Regions from separate parts of the Homo sapiens genome. Here region 1 is linked to region 2. The links are chromatin loops, found by intact Hi-C in ENCODE. Cell type or tissue: psoas muscle. All regions are shown on one strand. Region 1 overlaps CALM1 (calmodulin 1). Region 2 overlaps TTC7B (tetratricopeptide repeat domain 7B).

The links. Hi-C counts contacts between places; a loop is a spot of excess contacts. Peaks named below come from ENCODE experiments on the same cell type or tissue, not always from the same donor. Only the 100,000 strongest peaks of a DNase experiment are listed, where the experiment ranks them.
Region 1: it touches region 2 in a loop (2.6-fold over the local background); 4 of 110 quality-filtered maps call a loop at or near these places.

Annotation. Positions count from the first base shown.
Region 1 is chr14:90,406,702-90,411,701 of GRCh38, forward strand. It overlaps CALM1 (calmodulin 1), which reads left to right. Exons shown (of 6, transcript NM_006888.6): 6 at 1-1,567. Among named protein-coding and RNA genes, the nearest start is that of CALM1, 12 kb to the left of the region's middle. In psoas muscle, no CTCF peak of the experiment used is centred here; a DNase peak (open chromatin) is centred at 2,800; H3K27ac peaks cover 3,458 bases.
Region 2 is chr14:90,573,040-90,578,039 of GRCh38, forward strand. The region is part of intron 19 of TTC7B (tetratricopeptide repeat domain 7B); the gene reads right to left. Among named protein-coding and RNA genes, the nearest start is that of TTC7B-AS1, 67 kb to the right of the region's middle. RefSeq lists an enhancer at 1,341-2,214. In psoas muscle, no CTCF peak of the experiment used is centred here; DNase peaks (open chromatin) are centred at 1,972 and 4,482; H3K27ac peaks cover 3,352 bases.

The sequences.
Region 1 (5,000 bases), 170 kb before region 2:
GAGGAGATGTTGACACTATGAGCTAAGGGTTGGCTTTTGTAATTACCTGAATCTGAAAGGAATGCCTAAGGTTACCTTGGGGTTTCTCTTCTGGTGAGATAGGGTTCCTGGTTTGAGTAAGTTAATGTCCTGGATATTTCTTGTGGCAGGGGGTGGTCAAAGAGCCTGATTGCTGACCCAGTCTCAGGCCTGTGGTCGATGACCTCTCGGTAGTTTCAAAGGGGGCTGGAGGGGGATATTTGACTTGTTTTTTCGAAATGTAGCCTTCTAACCCTCAAGTCTTTAGAAGCTGGGTGGACTCTTAGTGGTCCTGCAGCGTATCCTAAAAGACTACCTTTGAAACAGGATTCTTGTATGGCCAGGATCCTGTCTGGGAACCAGAAACCCTACACCCTCCCCCTCCAGGGAATGCTGAGTTCCAGTTTTGAGCAGAGGTGAGGCAGAATCCACTGTAGCCTTCCGCCCTGGTATTTGGGGGGATGACCAGCCCAGGCGTTGGGTGTTAGTCTGCATGAGTTTGTGAGAGGAAATAGCTGGGTGTCCTGGCAGTGCCCTTGAAGTTGGTTAGGACCTTCCTGTAAACTCTTGCCCCTACTTCTAACTACTCTATAAATATATACATATATTTATATATAAAGTGATTAGTTGAACTGGCATCCTGCTTTAGCCTGAGACTTGCCATAAGAAACTGCTGAGTACTTGGCAAACCCTTTCATAGTTTTGTTCTCCATCTGTTTGGGGTAGGTGTTGAGCGAGGCAAATGGATCTCGATATTTCAGATGGGCTTTTGATGCACTGTTGCCAAGGAAGGCTTTTTCTGATTTTTTGACAAATGAATTTTTGCACACTTTCATTGGTGTCTTTCGGCAACTTACACACATTGAAAATGAGCTATTGTACATATTTTTATATTCTCTTTATAAATGCATGTCTGATTGTACTTGTAACAATATTGTAATGAACGGCTGTGCAGTAGGCCCAGCGCTGCTGTGTCTCGTCAGAGGAATAGCTTACCACGAACCCCTCAGCATACTGGGAATCTCTTCCTGAACAACGAATGTAAATTTGGTCAAGTCTACTCTTCCGTTCATTCAATTATTTTAAGCATTTGAATTATTTATTGTATATCCTAAATATATTTCTCCTTTGGCAGTGACTAGATTTCCACTAATGTGTCTTAATCTATCCCTCCAGCTGGCAGTTACTGTTTTTTTAATCCCCTGAAGTTGTCCTGTAGGAGACAGAAATTCTTTGCTGTCTGTATCCCTTGGAGTAAGAAGGTAGTGGCATGGGTGGAGTGTGTGTTCTTTCTCCAAATCTATTATGATGTTTATTAAACACTTCTGTAGCAAAGATGGTGGTAGTTCTTTTGTTACTGAAGTTGCCCTTCACCATGGCTATTTGAAAAGGAGATGTACTTGGACGTTTCTGTAAATCTTGAGATAAACTGTTTGGAGATTTAACCACCTCTCTGATGGGGGACCAACTCTATGGAAATTGTAAATACGTTTTATTTATAAACCTGGCACTGTATTCAATAAACATTTCTGCAGCCTTTCATCTCTAACTGCGAACTGTGTAGGTTTCTAGCTTGCATAGCTTTCAATTCCTTTTGCTCTCAACAAGATAGACCTGCCCTCAGATGTAATTTCACTGGGTCTCTAGTACTGTGAGAGTGAGGGGCCAGAAATAACCGTAGACACATCCCACAACCGTCTTACCCTAGTTTTAAGTAGTTTGAGTGTTAATAGCTGACATTTTAACCTATTCTCTTAGCCTATTAACTTGTCCATGCTTGCTTTTTATGCGGAAAATTTACACCATAAGGATTAGTTTCCTTTTAACCCCAATCCAAGCCTCTTTAGGACTTGTATAAAGAAATACATTTTTTTCAATAAGATGGGAATTTTAGATGACAACCAAGATGATACCTTGGTTCATGTCAAGAGCGGGACAGCTGAGGAAAGTGGGGTGGGATGCAAGTACAATTTAGGACCTTGGCATTGAAGCCTTCCCCTTAGTCAACACTGGCCCAGACCCTGGTTCTTAGATGTAGCAGGAGAGGCTGCCTGCTTCTGCCCCCTTTGCTTCCAGAAAGGCCTTTTCCAGCTGCCTCGTGTGTTTCCCACTCTGCCCAGAAGGAGTGAGAGGGCTGAAAAGCGGGGCGGGATAAGGCCCTGCTTTCGACAGAAGGCTTGAGACACATCTCCAGAAAGCATTTAAAGAGCCCCTCCTGCACATAGGAGCTGGGACTATAAGGACATGGTCATCACCGTGGAGACGGCCCTCTGCTCTGAGGCTTTAGACCTGGCTTCTGGATTTGGTTCTGTCCCTCCAGCCTCAGGCAGGTTCTTTACCTTTCCCAGGCCTTGGTATCCTCCTTGGTAAGATCATATTGGACTTGGTACCTTCTGCCTGTGGCTTTCTAGGATTATGACCGACCTGGTTTGGCATCACTTTGTGTTTAGATAGATGAAATTGCAGCCTAAAGGATGGGAGGCAAAATTGTGTAGGAGTGCTGTGTCCTTTGAGATGACAAATGGGATTTAAAAATTCTCACCAGCTTCATGTTGGAGGTGGAGTGGAGGTTAAGCTTGCTATTAAGACGTGATGTAATATTGGAACCTGGGTCAGAGAAACTGATTGTTAAGTGACTTCCATTCTCCCAGGACGGAAATAGGAGGCTACCACTGGGCCTGTAAGGGATTCAGTCCAAGTGACATCATCTGGTTTTCAGCAGCTCCGGTTTAGAAAAACACACACACATTTCCGATTCAAGCTGAACTTTCCCGGGCACTGGGGGGCTGGAGCACCCAATGACTCAGGATGCCTTAGAAGGAAATAAAACATAAAGCTTTTTATAGCTTGGTGCTTCTCTCCCACTGCCCTCAACTCTCTGCCAAGGAGTGGGAGGAGTTAGCTCATGGACCAGAACTCCCATTAAAGCCCCTGAACTCTGATTAAATCAAGTGGCAGTTTTCCTCATGAGAATTATGTTCTTTGTGTCAGGAACCTTAGGAATGAGTGTGAATTGACACATTCAGATTGTGGGGTTTTTTTTTTCTCTTTTGAGGTGGGGTCTCATTCTCACTCAGGCTGGAGTGCAGTGGCACAATCACAGCTCACTGCAGCCTCCACCTCCCAGGTTCAAATGATCCTCCCACCTCAGCCCCCCCAGTAGCTGGGACTACAGGGATGTGCTGCTGTGCTCAGCTAATTTTTAAATTTTTTTATGCAGACGCGGTTTCACATGTTGCTTAGGCTGGTCTCAAACTCCTGGGCTCAACAAATCCTCCCACCTTGGCCTCCCAAAGTGTTGGGATTACAAGTGTGAGCCACTGTGCCTTGGCTCAGATAATTTTTTTTTTTTTTTTTTTTTTTTTTTGAGACAGAGTCTTGCTCTGTCACTCAGGCTGGAGTGCAGTGGTGTGATCTTGGCTCACTGCAACCTTCGCCTCCTGGGTTCAAGCAATTCTCCTGCCTCAGCCTCCTGAGTAGCTGGGACTACAGGCGCACACCACCACGTCTGGCTAATTTTTGTATTTTTAATAGAGACGGAGTTTCACTATGTTGGCGAGGCTGGTTTTGAACTCCTGACCTCAGGTCATCTGTCCGCCTTGGCCTCCCAAAGTGCTGGGATTATAGGCATGAGTCACTGTACCCAGCCCCAGATAGTCTTTTCAATATCATATCTTAGTTTTATTTTCAGTTTTACAAAGGCTAAAAGGAAAATCCAGAGTTTCCTCTAGCAATATAATTATTTGAACATTTTGTTACAACAAGATCTTTAGATCCTGGCTGTATGTAAGCATGTTTGCTTTTAAACTGATTTTTCATTTTGAGTCTTTGTATACCCTTCAAGTTGTGATTTTTTTTAAGTTACTGCATTTTTTAGCAAAAGATAGATTTTTTCCTGCATAGACATATCAGAATCAAGATTTGAGATAGATTGTTTTAAAAATGGAAAATAAGTAAAAAAGTAATTATAAAATCATATCTTAGTTAAAAGGAACAGGTCATATAGGTAAAACTTCCTCTGAGTGCAGGTATCCATATCTGGTGATTCTCAAACTTGGAATACTTCTAACACTGGACATCTAATCCTGTTTCCACAAGGCAGAACTTGGGCTTTCTCCCTTTCAATGACAAGAAGTTAATTAACAGCCCATTCCCATTTTTATTTTTATTTTTTTGAGATGGAGTCTTGCTCTGTCGCTCAGGCTGGAGTGCAGTGGCCTGATCTCCACTCACTGCAAGCTCCGCCTCCCAGGTTCACACCATTCTCCTGCCTCAGCCTCCCGAGTAGCTGGGACTACAGGCGCTCACCACCACACCCTGCTAATTTTTTGTATTTTTAGTAGAGACGGGGTTTCACCGTGTTAGCCAGGATGGTCTCAATCTCCTGACCTTGTGATCCACCCGCCTCAGCCTCCCCAAGTGCTGAGATTACAGGCATCAGCCACCGTGCCTGGCCAACCCATTCCCATTTTTACAAAAGCATTTTTCTGAATTTAATAGAAATGCTGTTGATTATTTAAAATTTGTGATGTCAAATGACCCATAACCTATAAACTATAGCTGAGACTCTGTATTTCCTTTTGGAATTTTTTTCTCACCATATGGATGCAGAGATAGGGTTTACAACATGGGGTCCCACTGTATGTGTAAGTTTTTTTTTTAATAAGCATACTATTCTTTAGTATGTACAATTACATGTTGTATATATACGAATATATTACAATCTTCTTACTCCTTATAACTTTTTCTCCTCACGATATAATTTATGTACCATAAAATTCACCTTTTAAAAATACACAATTTGGTGGTTTTTAGTATATTGACAGGGTTGTACAACCATCACCACTATATAATTTTAGAACACTTTCATCACCCTGAAAAACCCTGTACCCATTGGCAGTGATTCCCATCTTCCTTTCTGCCTCCTTCCCCCCATCCCCTAATCCCCGGAAACTACTATATTTTCTGTCTCCATGGATATG
Region 2 (5,000 bases):
GGGTTGGGGGGCAGTGCGTGAAACACAGCCCCTCTGCCATCTTCTCACAAAGGGCTGATGGCTTTCTGTCCCTTTCCAGGCCCTCAGCCTTGCCTTGGAAACTTCATTTAAGGGGATGGCCCCTTCATGCTTTTAATCTAGATTTCGTCACTTCTCAGCATTGGCTGTGAAATATAATGGCCTCCGTCCTAGCCTTGGGGAATGCTCATCCTGCAGGTGGACGCAGCAGTTCTCCTCCTTCCCCACTGCAGGGTGGGGGCTCCATCTCACTGCTGTCCCGATGCTCTTTCCATGGTTCTCAGTGCATGGTCCCTCTCCGGCTCACGGTCCCTCTCAGCTCACGGTCCCTCTCCGGCTCACAGGCCCTCTCCGGCTCACGGTCCCTCTCCGGCTCACGGTCCCTCTCAGCTCACGGTCCCTCTCCGGCTCACAGGCCCTCTCCGCCTCACGGTCCCTCTCAGCTCACGGTCCCTCTCCGGCTCACGGTCTCTCTCAGCTCACGGTCCCTCTCCGGCTCACGGTCCCTCTCCGGCTCACGGTCCCTCTCCGGCTCACGGTCCCTCTCAGCTCACGGTCCCTCTCTGGCTCATGGTCCCTTTCGGGCTCATGGTCCCTCTCTGGCTCACGGTCCCTCTCGGCCCACAGGCCTCTTCAAAGCGGCCTCACCCCACTTCACTCCACTTGCTGTCCACTCCGCCAAGCCCTGGCTGACCCCTGCCATCTGCTTCTGCTTCACACCTTTTCTCAACCTGTCAAAGGGACTGGAGGCGGACCCGAGCCTCCTGCTAATATTCTCCAGCACACATTTGTTCCCTAGCAATACTTCCCATCCTGGCCTTATCAGCTCCCCTCCACGCAACCTTCTTGGCTCCCTTCCATGTTCTTCTCTCTCCTGAAAGCCCTTGTTCCCTTCTTACTTTCCAACCTCACACTTGCCCTCAAAAGCCCAGGCTGACGTTATCAGAGGGCAACCAGATGTCAGTGTTTGCACAGCCTGTCCCTGTCCTGGTGATTTTGTCCTTGGCCTGGGAATGACTGTCCAGGGATGCTGGTTCTCTGCTCCTCTGTCCACCATGAGCCATGCTTCTCTCCTCTCCCCACCCCAGAACATGGAATAACTGCTTTGGAAAAAGTTGCTCTATGTTTCTTTAATTCATTTTGCATACTGGGAGCTAAAGGCTTTTTAACATAGCACACGAATAAATGTAAATTTATACACTTATGCAAAAATAATACAAAAATATGCCTTTAGATTTTCTGGAAAAAGTCTGGTCAGTCTATGAATTCCTCCCCTTGTCAACAACATTACTTGGCAACTCCTTATCCCTCTAGCATGCTGCTCCCGTAATACCTGCCCATCCTCAGCAATCTCTGCCTCCCTTGTCTTGTGCTAACTCATTATTGCTAATAAACACATGATTTCTCTGCTCCCTTCTCACTACACATGAATTTAGACACATACATGAAGGCTAAAGCTATTAGAAGATCGTCCGTTTCCTCTGGGGTTGAATTTACATTTCTCTTGTCAAGTCTGACCTCTGATTTACTGTTCATGAATACTAAAGTCACTCTTGCTTTTTAACAATACTAACAGGTTTGCATTTCTGCTTAAGCCATAGCCCTCCTGCAAGCTGCTGATCTGGCACCTGCTGCCACTTACAACTCCTGGCATAACTGTTCTCTGCCGTCACATCAGCCACCTGACCACCACCTGTGACACAGACAATGAGGCTTCCTTCTCCCTAACAGCCCCCACTGACTGCTTGTCCCCTGGCTCCTTGCCTTCCTCTCTGAGCATCAGGGCTGCTGCAAGCACACTTTCTACCCTCTCCCATGATCCACGACCTGTCTCCCAGTTGGCTCCTTCCCTTGGAGCCTCCGTAGTTGGCTCTTTGATGCTCCCTAGGGCTCTGTTCTTTAAACTCCTTCTAGTCTTGACCTTCTGACCCTGGCCTCCCTGGCCTCCCCCTCGCCGCTCTCCCTGTGTGCCAGGCAACTGTCAACGCTCAGCTCTGTTTCCGCCACTCTCCGCCACACAGGTCGGGGCCCTGCCTCCTCCCTGGGGCTTGACCTGGTAAGACAGCCTCTCATCTCCCTGCTGACACCTTCCTCTTAACTCAGGGGCTTGCAAACCAATCCACCTTCCGTGAGGGTAGAGACAGAACCTTTTGTGACTTAGCAAGAGATGTCAGTTCTTGGGTTTAATCTGTCTGCATGTTGTATTGGCGCGGTTATCCTCATTTATATAGCTGAGGAAAATGAGGCACCAAGAGGGTGAATAACCTGTCCAAGGCCCCACAGCGAATGGGGCCAGAGCTGTGATTCTAACCCAGGCCAGCCTGGCTCCAGGGCCTCCTCCTGGGCCTCTAGGGTATACGTGAAGACCCCCTTCCTCCCTTCCTCCATCGAAGGGCACAGAAACACAGCTTCCCTGTGTAGCTTGTAGGGAAGAGGACAGAGAGGGAGTGTGATGTCTCAGGGCTGAAGAGCCTGTGGGGTCCATGGGCTGCCCCTCCACAGGCACCAGAGGGTCCTGCAGCACCAGTGGGAGGGGGGCCTGCCCTTGGCTGCATGGGGCTCCCCCTGGCTGTGGGCTGGGCTCCTGGGGACAGGCTGGGGAGAACACAGGCCAGGTGCATCATTTAGAAAATCACCAAGAAGGCGTGCTCAAGCTACCTTCGGGAGCCACACTGATCAGTCACTGGGCAAAGTTTCTGACTGCGAGACTCTAAACTCCTCAAATCTGTAGTCTCGCTCTTCTCATCCTGCCTCCAATCTGGATGGTTTTTCAATATCTCAGGATCCACGGAGAGAGGTTTTAATAGTTTATTATGATGACCCCTCTCTACTGGCAAGATCTCCAAAGCAGCTCATGTCTCTGAGCCTAGTAAGGCTCAGTCATTGCCGATGGACCCAGCAGGCGGGGCTCACCATGGCCCTAGTCTCACTCACCAGCTCCCTCGTGCTGGGTCAACTGCTTGCTCCTTTCAGAAAGGAAAGTGCCTGGCATGTGTCAGGCATCTCAGGTGTCTTGAAAAGCTCCAAAGGTGAAACAGAAAACTCTCCCGGTGCGATTTTCCTATTTGATCTTTTGTCTCATGTGTTCCCCTTGGGGATGAACAAGAAATACTTCCCTGAATAATTCATAGTCCCCGAGATGGAAACATGCAGCCTCTTTTTAATAAAAAGGCTGGGACATGGCGGGGATTGTACGTCTTCTAGATGCTCTCAGCAAAAGCACAGAGATCTGACAAGCTCTTTACAAATTCCTCTTCTAATAGTGAGAAAAAAATTAAAAGCCATGTAGTATTTTTAATCAAACAGACTAACATTTGGATAATATGTAAAATTATTTATAAATCTGTTTGGGGCCACAGAAGACTCACAAAGGGAAGTTGGAAAAAATTAAGTAGCTGTAATTATGGTAAGGTTTGATTTCTTTTTAAAACTGAAAATGACTGTCTTCAGTTTCCTATTTCATGAGCACCTACTAGGTGCCAGGAACTCTGCTAAGATTATTATGTAAATCATTTCATTCTTTCTCACAACATCCCACTGGGGTAGGAGCCCAATTCACCTAAACACAACAAGGTGCCTAAAGGTTAAGTGACAAGTCCGAGCTTCCCCAGGAGTCAGGACCAGGGCTTAGTTCGAGTGCAGATGTAACTTGTAAGCAGACACTCTTTCCATGGGGCCTAATTCCCAGTGCATCAGCATTCTTCTGCTGGAAACCAGCAGTTAGTGCCCAGCCCCTTTCTACATTTTGCAACATTACTATGAGAAATGGCAAGATAATGAAGGCTTTGGGATGCTTTGGGGAACATTTTACTTATTAGTTACAAAACCACATCCTATTAGTCTTGGACAGACACAGCCTGTCTAGTCAAATGCCTTCATTTTGCAGAAAGGACACTGAGGTGCTGAGAGCTTAGGGGCCTTTCCTGAGGTTAAAGAGCAAGCAGCTGATGTCGCTGGGACCAGAACTGTGTCCTCAGACTCCCTGTCCAGTGCTCACTCTTCCATATCACACACCACCATCTGGTTATGGGTGCTAAGCCTCCACGGGTGCGGACACGAAGGGCCCTGAGCTTTATAATAAAAGGCTCTTCTTTCCTGCGGTTCATGACATCAGCGATGTCTACTGCTAAAAATGAAACAACAATTCAGAACCAAAGCCCAGCATGCAGGCCCAGGGAACGTGGCACGGCTTTTCACAAGCTCCTCAGACCCTGGTAACTTGTGAGTTTCAATTCAGACCCTCGCAGGAAGATGACAGAGGACTGCCGAGGCAGCTGCACTAACACACGTTCATAACGGACAGAACCCTCCTGAGCGAGCAGTGTCCCCACCTAACTGAAACCGACACGGCCAGGTGGCCGGCTCCAGGGTCTCTCAAGAATGATCCATGGCAAGGGGTGGGAGCAGCAGGGCAACCCCAGGCTTTTGGCCCAGGCTGTAGACGAAGGATGTGCACTCGTTGAGCGCCGCCACACCCCTGTGCAGTGTGGACACTAGGGTGACTCATCTGCCTCCCACCTCTCAGGGCAACATGGCCAGACACCCCCGCTGGTAGGATGCTCCCTCCCAGCCAATGGCCTCAGAGACATGCTGGAGTCTCAGGCTCCCTTAAGGCAAGAGAGTCTCCCAGTTTGTAAAGTGTTCTGACTGTCATCCTGAAGTCTCCCCGGGATGTGGAAACCCCCGAAGGTGGCTACTGCAAGCAGCACAGAGGCTGAGATGACAGTGACAATGCCCCACGGCCACAAGAATGTCTTTATCAAACCCAGAGCCACAGGGTGGCTTAGACTGCTGGCCAGGAGACCACAGCACCTAACAGGATGTCGGGTAGGGCTGCTGAGGCTATACACAGCCAACTCTGGGGGTGCCATTTGCATAAACTATGGTAGAAACGGTGCCCTCTGGCTTCAGGCCATGTGACAGCCTGGCAAGCTAACTGCATGGGGCCTTTGGAAGCAGAAGAGGGTGTGAGGGTCATGTGC